2 separate regions of the Homo sapiens genome follow, and region 2 is linked to region 1. A link is a loop called in an ENCODE intact Hi-C map of the cell type or tissue named here. Cell type or tissue: endothelial cell of umbilical vein. All regions are shown on one strand.

Region 1 (5,000 bases):
TATTCTGTGAGGAAGTAATAAGCAAGATAATCTTCTCTGACATTACAAACTAATATAAAATGTTGAACTTCACTCTTTTTAAAATTTATGATTCAATGAAACTTTATTTTGAAATAAACAATGAGTATTTGTATGTTTCACTGAGTGAATTCCCTAGTTTTAATACCAGATATGGCCATAAAGTAATTAGGTAGAATTCTGAGAATATATGGCTTTAAATATACTGCATTATTTTAGTCATACCTAATGTATAATTCTATAAATACTATGTAAATATCTCATATAAACGTATGAACTTTACATCAGTAAATTATTTTAGCTCATTCAAAATATATGTCACCTATATATTTATGAGTTTCATCCAGTAAAGGGGCAAAAAAGCAGGATGATATATTTGTTTTCAAATTTGGATGCATTATAATGAATATATTGGCAGTCTTTTTAACAGACCTACTGAAAGCAGTGTGTTGCTGTCATCCTCTTCCAAAAATTACTTAGATAAAGTCCCATTTCAAACTCCCATCAGTCTTTCTCCAGAAGCCTTCTTAGAATCAAACAATATCCAAATGGAAAATTTCCATCTTATCACTTATTTGAAGTAACAAATTAAATTAGCTGGTAGTTAATTAGCTGACCAAATTAAATAGGAATGAAAAATACAAAGAATACTCTTAGAAATATTGCCCTGTAAATGGAATGCTAATCTCTAAATGCAGTTTATTAGGAAAATAGGATATTAGGGAAATAGTCAAAGATTGGATTGTTTCTATCTTTTTAAAGTTTTCATGGTAATAAAATATTCCAACTTCAGATTTGGAAGTGTCTTATATCCCCAGAATTTCCTTTGAATCGTAATATTTAGGATATTAGGGAAATAGTCAAAGATTGGATTGTTTCTATCTTCTTAAAGTTTTCATGGTAATAAAATATTCCAACTTCAGATTTGGAAGTGTCTTATATCCCCAGAATTTCCTTTGAATCGTAATATTTTTCTCTCTAAATTTTATTCTGTCTACAGAGCTACTCTGTTTCTCATCTTAGTTTGTTAATTTATTATTTTAACATACACTTAGTTCTTTGGAATCTTGGGGAAATTAAATATGATATTAAATATGATTATACAGCAGAGGGTACTTTTTTGGATATTTATCAGATTCTATAAGGATAAGATACTCCTGGACAGTAAATTGCATGATTGGGAAGTTCATTAACTTTTCCAGGCCACTGTATCTGATAAGTTAGAAATGTAATATATGAAATTGTGATCTAAGGTATTATACTTCTGGGGACATGGACAAATATTGTACATCTTGTTTACAGATATAAATGATCACAAAAGTCTTTCATTGTAAAGTAACCAGTATACAGTCATCAAGGAATATAAAGTTTATATGAAAAATCGGGAGTGGCTCCAGATATTTCTTTTAACTTGCTAACTTGACTAAACATCTTAAAGTTTGAGTCAAATAGTTTACATTAACTGGAAGTCATTATTATTCACGGATATGCATTTGCTTTTAATATTTTGACATTTGTGAAACACTGTTAAAATAATTGCTTATTAGAAAAGATCTTTTTTCCATAAGTTTTTTTGTTTTGACAGTGATGTGAAATTTGAAAGTAAAGAACGAACAGCATGTAAAGGAAAGATTGCCATATCAGGTATGCTATAAATGAATCTTTTATATTGCTGAATAAATTCTATAACGTAACTACATGGTGGATTTTGTTTTATGCCCTGTCTCCATTCTCTTCATTTTGTTTTTCATACCTCTATCAGAATATTTGTTCTAAAACACTGTTTTTAGCATTATATGCTACATTGATATAGAACTTTAGAGTTTAAGAAAACTGTTTCATATGTTACATACTCTACAGTTTTCTCCCTAGTGCAGTCTTGTAAAATAGGTAGAGTAATTGTTATTTTCTACAGACTCAGAGGCTAAGTGACTGAGCTAGGCCAAACCCAAGTCTTTTGACTCTGTTCCTTTCCTGCTCAGAAGCTATAATAATGTTTTTAATGTTTTGTCTAGGTCAGAAGTTCCATGAGGTTTTGGTACCATGTTTATTTTGGTCATCACTTTACACCCAGAAGCTAGCATGGTGCTTGGCTCATAGTAATTGCTCAGTGACTCTTGGATGGATGGCTGCTCTTCATTGCCTGTAGTGTAAAGACCAAACATTTTTCTCCAGTCTTCCATTTTGACCCAATTTTTTTTCTAGTCATATCTTCTATTACTCCTAAACATAAGCTGTCGCCTTTAGCAGACATTTCTCTCCTTGTCCTGGCAACATAACCCATGCTTCTGACACCCAATTAGCTTGTGAAATAACTACATTCTCTTAAATATCTGTTTGTTTATCTATATATAATATAATCTCTGTTACCGTTCCAACTAGAAAGGATGTTTCCTTTCTCTCAATTCCTAATGCAGTTAGGAGACCCTTCACCACTAGATGGCACTTATGCTGTGCAGTCTCAGTTTCTCCAAAGTGTTCAGGAAGCTAAAGACAATGGCTTGGAGATGCCACAGATTGAAATGAATACATGGCTGACTCGTGTGTACACTAGTCAGATAATGCACTTTTACAAATATTTTCTTATCAGTACATTTTTGAAACAATAGTATATACCTCCATTGGTCCTTAAGTAATCACTAGGTTATTGGCTAAAAGTCTTGTACTAGAGAGCCTGCTGCTACATTTGAGGTACTGTCACCTAAGGAACTGTTTCTAGTAATATTTTTCTGGATAAACAAAATTATCACACAGGACGGTAGACCTACATTTTACAAAGTACGTAAATGGCCAAAATCTGAAGAATTGCATTCAGCTAAGCAAAATATTCTTCAGAAAATAACTGGAATATGTAAAAATTTGTTGCTTGTTTTATAGTTATTTATATTTGTTTTTATCTTTATAATACAAAACAAAACATGTTTTATCCTTGTATTCTTTTGCTATCAAACATGTATTTTTATGTGGTATTGTTCATTATGTGCAATAAATTTTTTGTGAATAAATTACTATAGATCTTTGAGATTTTATAAAAACTAAACATATCCTTCATTTCTTGCTTCTAATATAGTGTCACTCAGTATATAAATGACATATGTTAAGTTGCTGTTAAACACTCAAATGCCATGATAGTCAACATCTATTGTCATTTCATAACAGTTTATTGATTGTAGCAATTCATAATATTAGAAATAACTGTACATTTAGAAGGAGGCTCAAGTAAAAGTATTTAAAATAAAATAAAAAACTATTTCCTGCCCACAATTACTCAAGTGTAAAAATTGAACTTATTTCTGCATGTGTTTCTTCTTTCCAAAAGATAATTTTAAATTAAGGAACGGAAACTCTGAGAAAATCGGATACTTACGTAATGTCTTTTCATCTTTGCCTAGACTTAATTATATCTTGTATGTGTTTGTAAAAACAAAATAAAAAATGAATTCACCTTTATAAATCCATTTTTTCTTGATATTGGGATGAAAATGTGACCTTTGTTTTGGTAAAGATGAATATTTGCAACAAAGTGTCATAATGTTTTGAGATTACATTGATAGCCAGAAAATACCTGGGTTTTCTGTTTCCAGCTACATCACTCCCTGGCCAGGTCTTTATGAAACTAAATCACAAATTTATTATTTCTGCTGAACATCAAATATTTACCATATGTAAATGTAGTATTTACCGTAATTATATTGTGGTAATTAGCTTAGTCACCGACTACTAATTTAATGAATAAACCAAATCAGTTCACCAAGTACCTTAGTTTTCACTTTTGAAAATGATAGACAGACTTCTGGGACTTGATAGCATCAAGTCAGCTGTCTTATTATGACTCTCCCAGTTTACCATTAAAATGGCAATGAAGACATAAAACAAGACAAAAGTTAGAGTACTGTAAACTGAAACTGAGCCATTTGCAAGAATCTGGAAGGAAGTTCTATCATTGGAAGCTGAATTCAGAAATAGAGTTGATGGGTTACAAATCCATTGCTATCTGAAGAGCACAAGACTACCTGGAAAATCGGTATCCAGCTTCTCCTCTTGTGGAGCTGATATCTACCCTCCTCTCTTCGGCATGGGATAGAAGAAGGCTGACCCACAGGTTGTGGGTGTACAGCAAAGGAAGTCAGGATCCATGTCCCTCCCATGATAGTGTAAATAGTTAATGCTCTGTTAATCCTAACAGAGCAAGAACAGCTGTGAATAAGTACAGTTGTGAAATGAAATGAGTCAGCAGCTGTGGTCAAGCAAGAAGAAGTGGACTTTTTGGCAGGATATCAGCCAAGTCATAATTACAAAACAATAAAGCATTCTCATAAAAATCAAAAACAAAATTACAATGTCTGTTATGCCAATATAATTTAACAATTTTAGAAGTTCTAGCTAAAATAATAAGAATAAAAGATGAAACTATTGAAAATAAATTCATAGGTGGGAATTGAGCAATGAGAACACATGGACACAGGAAGGGGAACATCACACACTGGGGACTGTTGTGGGGTGGGGGGAGGGGGGAGGGATAGCATTAGGAGATATATCTAATGCTAAATGATGAGTTAATGGGTGCAGCATACCAGCATGGCACATGTATACATATGTAACAAACCTGCACGTCGTGCACATGTACCCTAAAACTTAAAGTATAATAATAATAAAATTTAAAAAGTAAATAAATAGATAAATTGAATACTGTTTGAAGATAATAGATTGTAGGCCCAGCACAGTGGCTCATGCCTGTAATCCCAGCACACTGAGAGGCCAAAGCAGGCAGATCACTTGAGGTCAGGAGTTCGAGACCAACCTGGCCTACATGGTGAACCCCTTGTCTCTACTGAAAATCAAAAAATTAGCCGGGTGTGGTGGTGCATGCCCGTAAACCCAGCTACTCCAGAGGCTGAGGCAGGAGAATCACTTGAACCCCGGGGGCAGGGGTGGTAGGGGAGGATGGAGGTTGCAGTGAGATCGCACGATTGCACTCCAGC
Region 2 (5,000 bases), 210 kb after region 1:
AGCCACGTGTCCCTTGAGTATCTGAAATACTATATGTCAAGTCCAAATTGAGATGTGCCGCAGTGTAAAATACACACTGGATCTCCAAGACTTAATACAAAATAAAAGTAAAATATCTCATTAATAACATTTTATATTGATTGCATATTGAAATGATAATATTTTGAATATACTGGGTTAAATAAAATATATTATTAAAATTAACTCCACATGTTTCTTTTTACCTTTTAAAATGTGGTTACTAGAATATTTTAAATTACATGTGGCTCACATTATCTTTCTCTTGGGCGATGCTGGTTTAGTCAATAATTCAATGTTATGATTATAGATATGTTCTTGGAAATATGTGTTAAGGAGCAGACAGAACAAGATTAACATCTGAAGCTAGAATAATCAGCAAAAGTCACGATTCAATGTTTCAATACATTTAAGATTTTATTCACTGTTATGGAGGGTAGTCATGTAAAAACGTTATATATAGTTATATATACACATTACACACATATATATATATATAATGTTATAATAGTATCTAAAAATTTTTCTTAAGCTGAGGTCTCCCTTCTGTAAAATTCAAATCTGGTAATCATTGACTCAAGGCTACTAAATGGCCCTGATGAAGATGTTATTTCATTAACTTTCTTAACTAAGATGTCAAAGTAAATGTTAAGCTTTGACAACAGACTGGAGAAGAGACAGAAAGAGAGAGAGAGTGAGAATGGAGAGAGAGAGGGGAAGGAACTAGCTAATTATTTATTTCATGACTTGTTCTCTCCTGCTGTCAATATGGGTCGGGTATAATGTAAGCCATTTTCATCATCCAGTACAAACTGAATAGGAGAAAATGGAGCTGGAGTGATTTTAGTTGCTTGGAAGTAGACACTTCTTAATCTCCAACTATTGAGTAAGTTAATGGTCTGACTTTTTGGACATTTCATCTGAGAATAAATAGAGAGGTCAGTTACAGTCAGGCCTAAATGCAGGGGCATAGCCTCATTGGCTTTGCCAACCTGCTTCAGGTCCCATTTATGACAAAATATGAGATTATTCATTGAAGACTGGCATTCCAATAAGCCCAGAAAAGTTGAACAGAACAAAAAGGTTTGAACTCTGGGGGCAGGGAGGAGAAACATTCTTTCCGCAATCATTCTTAGCACCAAAAAACCATCAGGCATCACTGAGAAGGCGGCTGCCCGGTGCTCAGTTTGCCCTGTGTCCCATCCTCCCAAACAACTTGTTATAGTAGCCAAAATCAAAGCTGATTCCCTCCACCTCCTCACTTTTTGATTCCTGTGGCAGCAGCAACACAGAAACCTAACTAGACATTAACAGCCCTCCAAACACTACATGCCAATCAAAAGGCTGCACACACATGGTAAAATGGGTTCCTATGGTAAAAATAAAAGAGCAACAATGGTGGCTATAGAAAGAAGCTTAGGAAATATTTTCTTTTCTTAGAAGGCAGTAGTTGCTGTAGCATTTAAGGCAGTAACATGCAGAAAGGCTTAGACCAAAATTTCTGCAACATCAATGAAACATGCAATCAATATCATACATTCTACTGTATCATACTTATATTGTACTAATTTTGATGAAATGATTGGGCGGTTTCAACCTATGTACCACGAAGCAATCTGCACACCTCTGGTATGTTTCTGATATCTAACTATAGAAGTATTTGTCTTTGTCCTCCAAACTCTTTTATAGCACATGGTATGCATATTTCAGCATCCAACATTATTAACTCATGAGCAACTGTCAGTTGATGGTTATCTAACACATGGGGTCTGCACAAAAGGGATCCTTATTTGGGCAAAAGCTCTTGTCTGCACCAGTCTGTCTATATTTTCCCTCAGAATAACTTTATTTGGATCATTATTCGCTGTTAGTGGAAACTCGGAGGCTGCATGTATGGCAATCGGAAGGTGGAGAAATAAATCCTTAACAAGTTCAAACACTTAGCTGATATTAAAACCATTTCTAGCTTTGTTAGCTGAAAGCAAACGCTCCATTGCCCTCTCGTGGTGAGTCGATGGGATGCGGTGGGACGACCAAAAAAACCCGCAGAAACTAACAAAAGAGTTTACTCCAATACAGGTGACAACATTCATCTTGGATAGAAACAGCCACAAATGACAACCTTATGTTGTTTTATATGTTTTAGAATTTACATTTTCAGCCCTCTTATGTGGAGATTGGACAAGGTGGGGTAGGTGGGGTTTGTAATATGGAAATTAGAACTTTGTCTTTCTGCAATACAATGACTTCACTATATTTACAACCATAGCTGCTATATATGTGGCAAATTGATTTTTATGAGATTTAGAAACTTAAAAAAATCATGCTCACATTTTAAAAGCTCCTTTAAACCAAAAATAGACTGATGTTCCAACTGGTTTGGAATTATAGGAACCAAGGAAAGAAGTCTGAATAATTCCCTAATATGGAAGAAAAACTGGCTTTTTTTCTTTTCTTTTTTTTTTTTTAAATAAGGAACAGTTTGTTTCTGACAATAGGCAACATGTGGGACTTATAGAACCAAGTATAGGTACAGAATTTATCTTTCTATATTGTCTAAAAATAAAATTTTAAAAAATTCTGAACTCCAAATTTAATAGTCAGTTACCCAATTGGGTATTTATCTTTTAAAAACACCATTTAAAATTTCTGCTGTATGCCTTTCAACAATTTCCTGCCTAACAGGCCCATCCCCAGAAAGCAAACAAACCTGGTATTAAAACAGACTGAAGAGCTTAAGAGAAAGCTGGGGGAGAAGTCAGGGCAAAGTACATGAGAACATAAACTACTTTTTTAAATCTTACTACCAGTAAATGTACCATTTTTCTCTTTTATGTGTCTTCTCTTCAGATAAAAGCCACTCCTCCAACCAGCATTACAGAAATGCTCTGTATTTTTATAATATGATTTTAGGGGCAGATTAATCTCAAATTGGCTTTTCCACTCAAATGTGGAAGTTCAGTTTTGCAACAACAGTTGTTTGATTTTGTCTTTGAATTAGCAAAGTTCTTAAAGTAATTTTACTATAAAATTAAACAGCTGGGAGTTCTTTAGCAAAACATGACAACTCTTGTTCTTCTTTGTACTATTGTGCAAGCTGAAATACCCTTTCTTTCATGTCTTTATATTCCAAAATGAATTCCCTAGTTACCCTTGTTTAGCTTTAAGAAAAATAATAAAGAAGGGGGGCGGTTTTTGCTGACCTCTGAAATTCACAGGCTTTTAAGCACAGGGCGTTTACACAAGGTGCGTTCTCAAAGGGCTTTTGTTTAATTCCTATTATGGAATGAAAAATGATATTTTGCCCCAATACAATGCCAATCTTTGTGTACGGCAAAGCTGTTGACAAGTATTTCTGTGGAGCAAGGCATCTTATGCCGATTTCGCAGATGGGAAAACTGAAACATCTCTAAATGGTGAGGAAATATGGGACTAAGATGTTCATAGAGGCTGGAATTAAATTTAGAATTTGACTCTTAGCCCAGGACTCTAACCATGTGAGGGCCCTAACTCTCTGGAATCAACAGAAGGGCAATTTTAAAACATTCTTTTGACGTTATTAACCACAGCCTCGGGGCTCAGGGAAATGAGTGGGGGAGGGCCTGGAAACATAATACAGAGCTGCTAGGTGACAGCCTCTTGCAACATTGCTAATACTTTGGATTACTTGATCCATATTGCCGTATATTCTACTAATATTCTGGGGCTTAATGATTTCCTTTGTATCTTAAAAAATTAGAGTCTAGATTCAAGGGCTAGTGTAGACTGCTTCTTAAAATATGGAGCCGGAGAGTCATGACAAGACAAATTGTGGAAAGCGGTTCTTGGCTTTTCACATGAATCTGGAACCAAAGATCACTGCTAAGAGTTGGTGAAACCATAGATGTTATGCCAGTAGGATTCGTCATTGGAGTCATTTATAAAATGATGGAATTCCATAGCTTTAGGAAAACCTCGGGCACCAGCTAGTCATTCTCCACATCAGAAAAGACAGGACCAGAGAGCCTGCCACTCGCCCAGAGTCACCCAGTGAGTAGCAGAGCTGCGACAGACTCTGGTTTCTGTTGCATGAGATCAGCAGCAGAGCCTTGGCAGCAGATGGTTTTTCAATGGGCCCTGAATACCTCCATTTGGGTCTCTGCAGGGTGAGCCCTGTCATCCCAAGACCATGTTACTGAAACACACTTTCCAAGGAACTGTAATTAATAAAGTCAAATGGGAGCTGACAAGGACATTCCCACTGTGTTCATATGCCAAAACATACAAGCAAGAAAGCTCACTTGGAGTGCATGAAGCGCAGGTCCTTCTGGCAGGACTTCTGTGCACCATACTCCCAGCTGTTTGCTCAGACCCAAATGTGAGGTACTAGCAGCAAAACACTTGCAAAGCCATCAGGAAAGTGCTCTGGCATTGGGCGTCAACAACCGCCACCTGCTTGCTAGGCTGGGCTGAAAAAACAAAGGAGCCCTCCTGGGGGTGAGGAAGGGCTTTGGGAACTCAGGACCTCTGGGATCAAGAAGAAATGGACCACAGGCCACTGTGCTAGGGAGCATCGTCCTCACCTTCTAGCAGTAACTCATGCCTCAGAGGTCCCAAGCACATTACACAGCTTTATACCTGTGTGCCTTTGTTCCTGGGCTTCCTCTGACATCGATACCTTTTCTTTTTTAGCTTTTCTCCCTCCTGCCCTAACTCCTCGCTTAAAAGCTTCCTTGGCCAGGTGCAGTGGCTCGCGCCCGTAATCCCAGCACTTTGGGAGGCTGAGGTGGGTGGATCACCTCAGGTCAGGAGTTCAAGACCAGCCTGGCCAACACAGTGAAACCGCGTCTCTACTAAAAACACAAAAATTACATGGGCATGGTGGCGGGCGCCTGTAATCCCACCTACTTGGGAGGCTGAGGCAGGAGAATTGCTTGACCGTGGGAGGCAGAACATGAAGTGAGCCGAGATCGTGCCACTGCACTCCAGCCTGGGTGACAAGA

What was found. Hi-C counts contacts between places; a loop is a spot of excess contacts. Peaks named below come from ENCODE experiments on the same cell type or tissue, not always from the same donor. Only the 100,000 strongest peaks of a DNase experiment are listed, where the experiment ranks them.
Region 2: a loop joins it to region 1, with 15 times the contacts of the local background. A loop is called at or near these places in 100 of 110 quality-filtered maps.

What each region holds. Positions count from the first base shown.
Region 1 is chr10:62,242,661-62,247,660 of GRCh38, reverse strand. RTKN2 (rhotekin 2) reads left to right here. Exons shown (of 12, transcript NM_145307.4): 3 at 1,604-1,662. Among named protein-coding and RNA genes, the nearest start is that of LINC02621, 14 kb to the left of the region's middle. In endothelial cell of umbilical vein, a CTCF peak has its summit at 2,458 (motif pointing right); DNase peaks (open chromatin) are centred at 2,530 and 4,090; H3K27ac peaks cover 863 bases.
Region 2 is chr10:62,035,857-62,040,856 of GRCh38, reverse strand. The region is part of intron 4 of ARID5B (AT-rich interaction domain 5B); the gene reads right to left. Among named protein-coding and RNA genes, the nearest start is that of ARID5B, 140 kb to the right of the region's middle. In endothelial cell of umbilical vein, a CTCF peak has its summit at 2,028 (motif pointing left); a DNase peak (open chromatin) is centred at 1,996.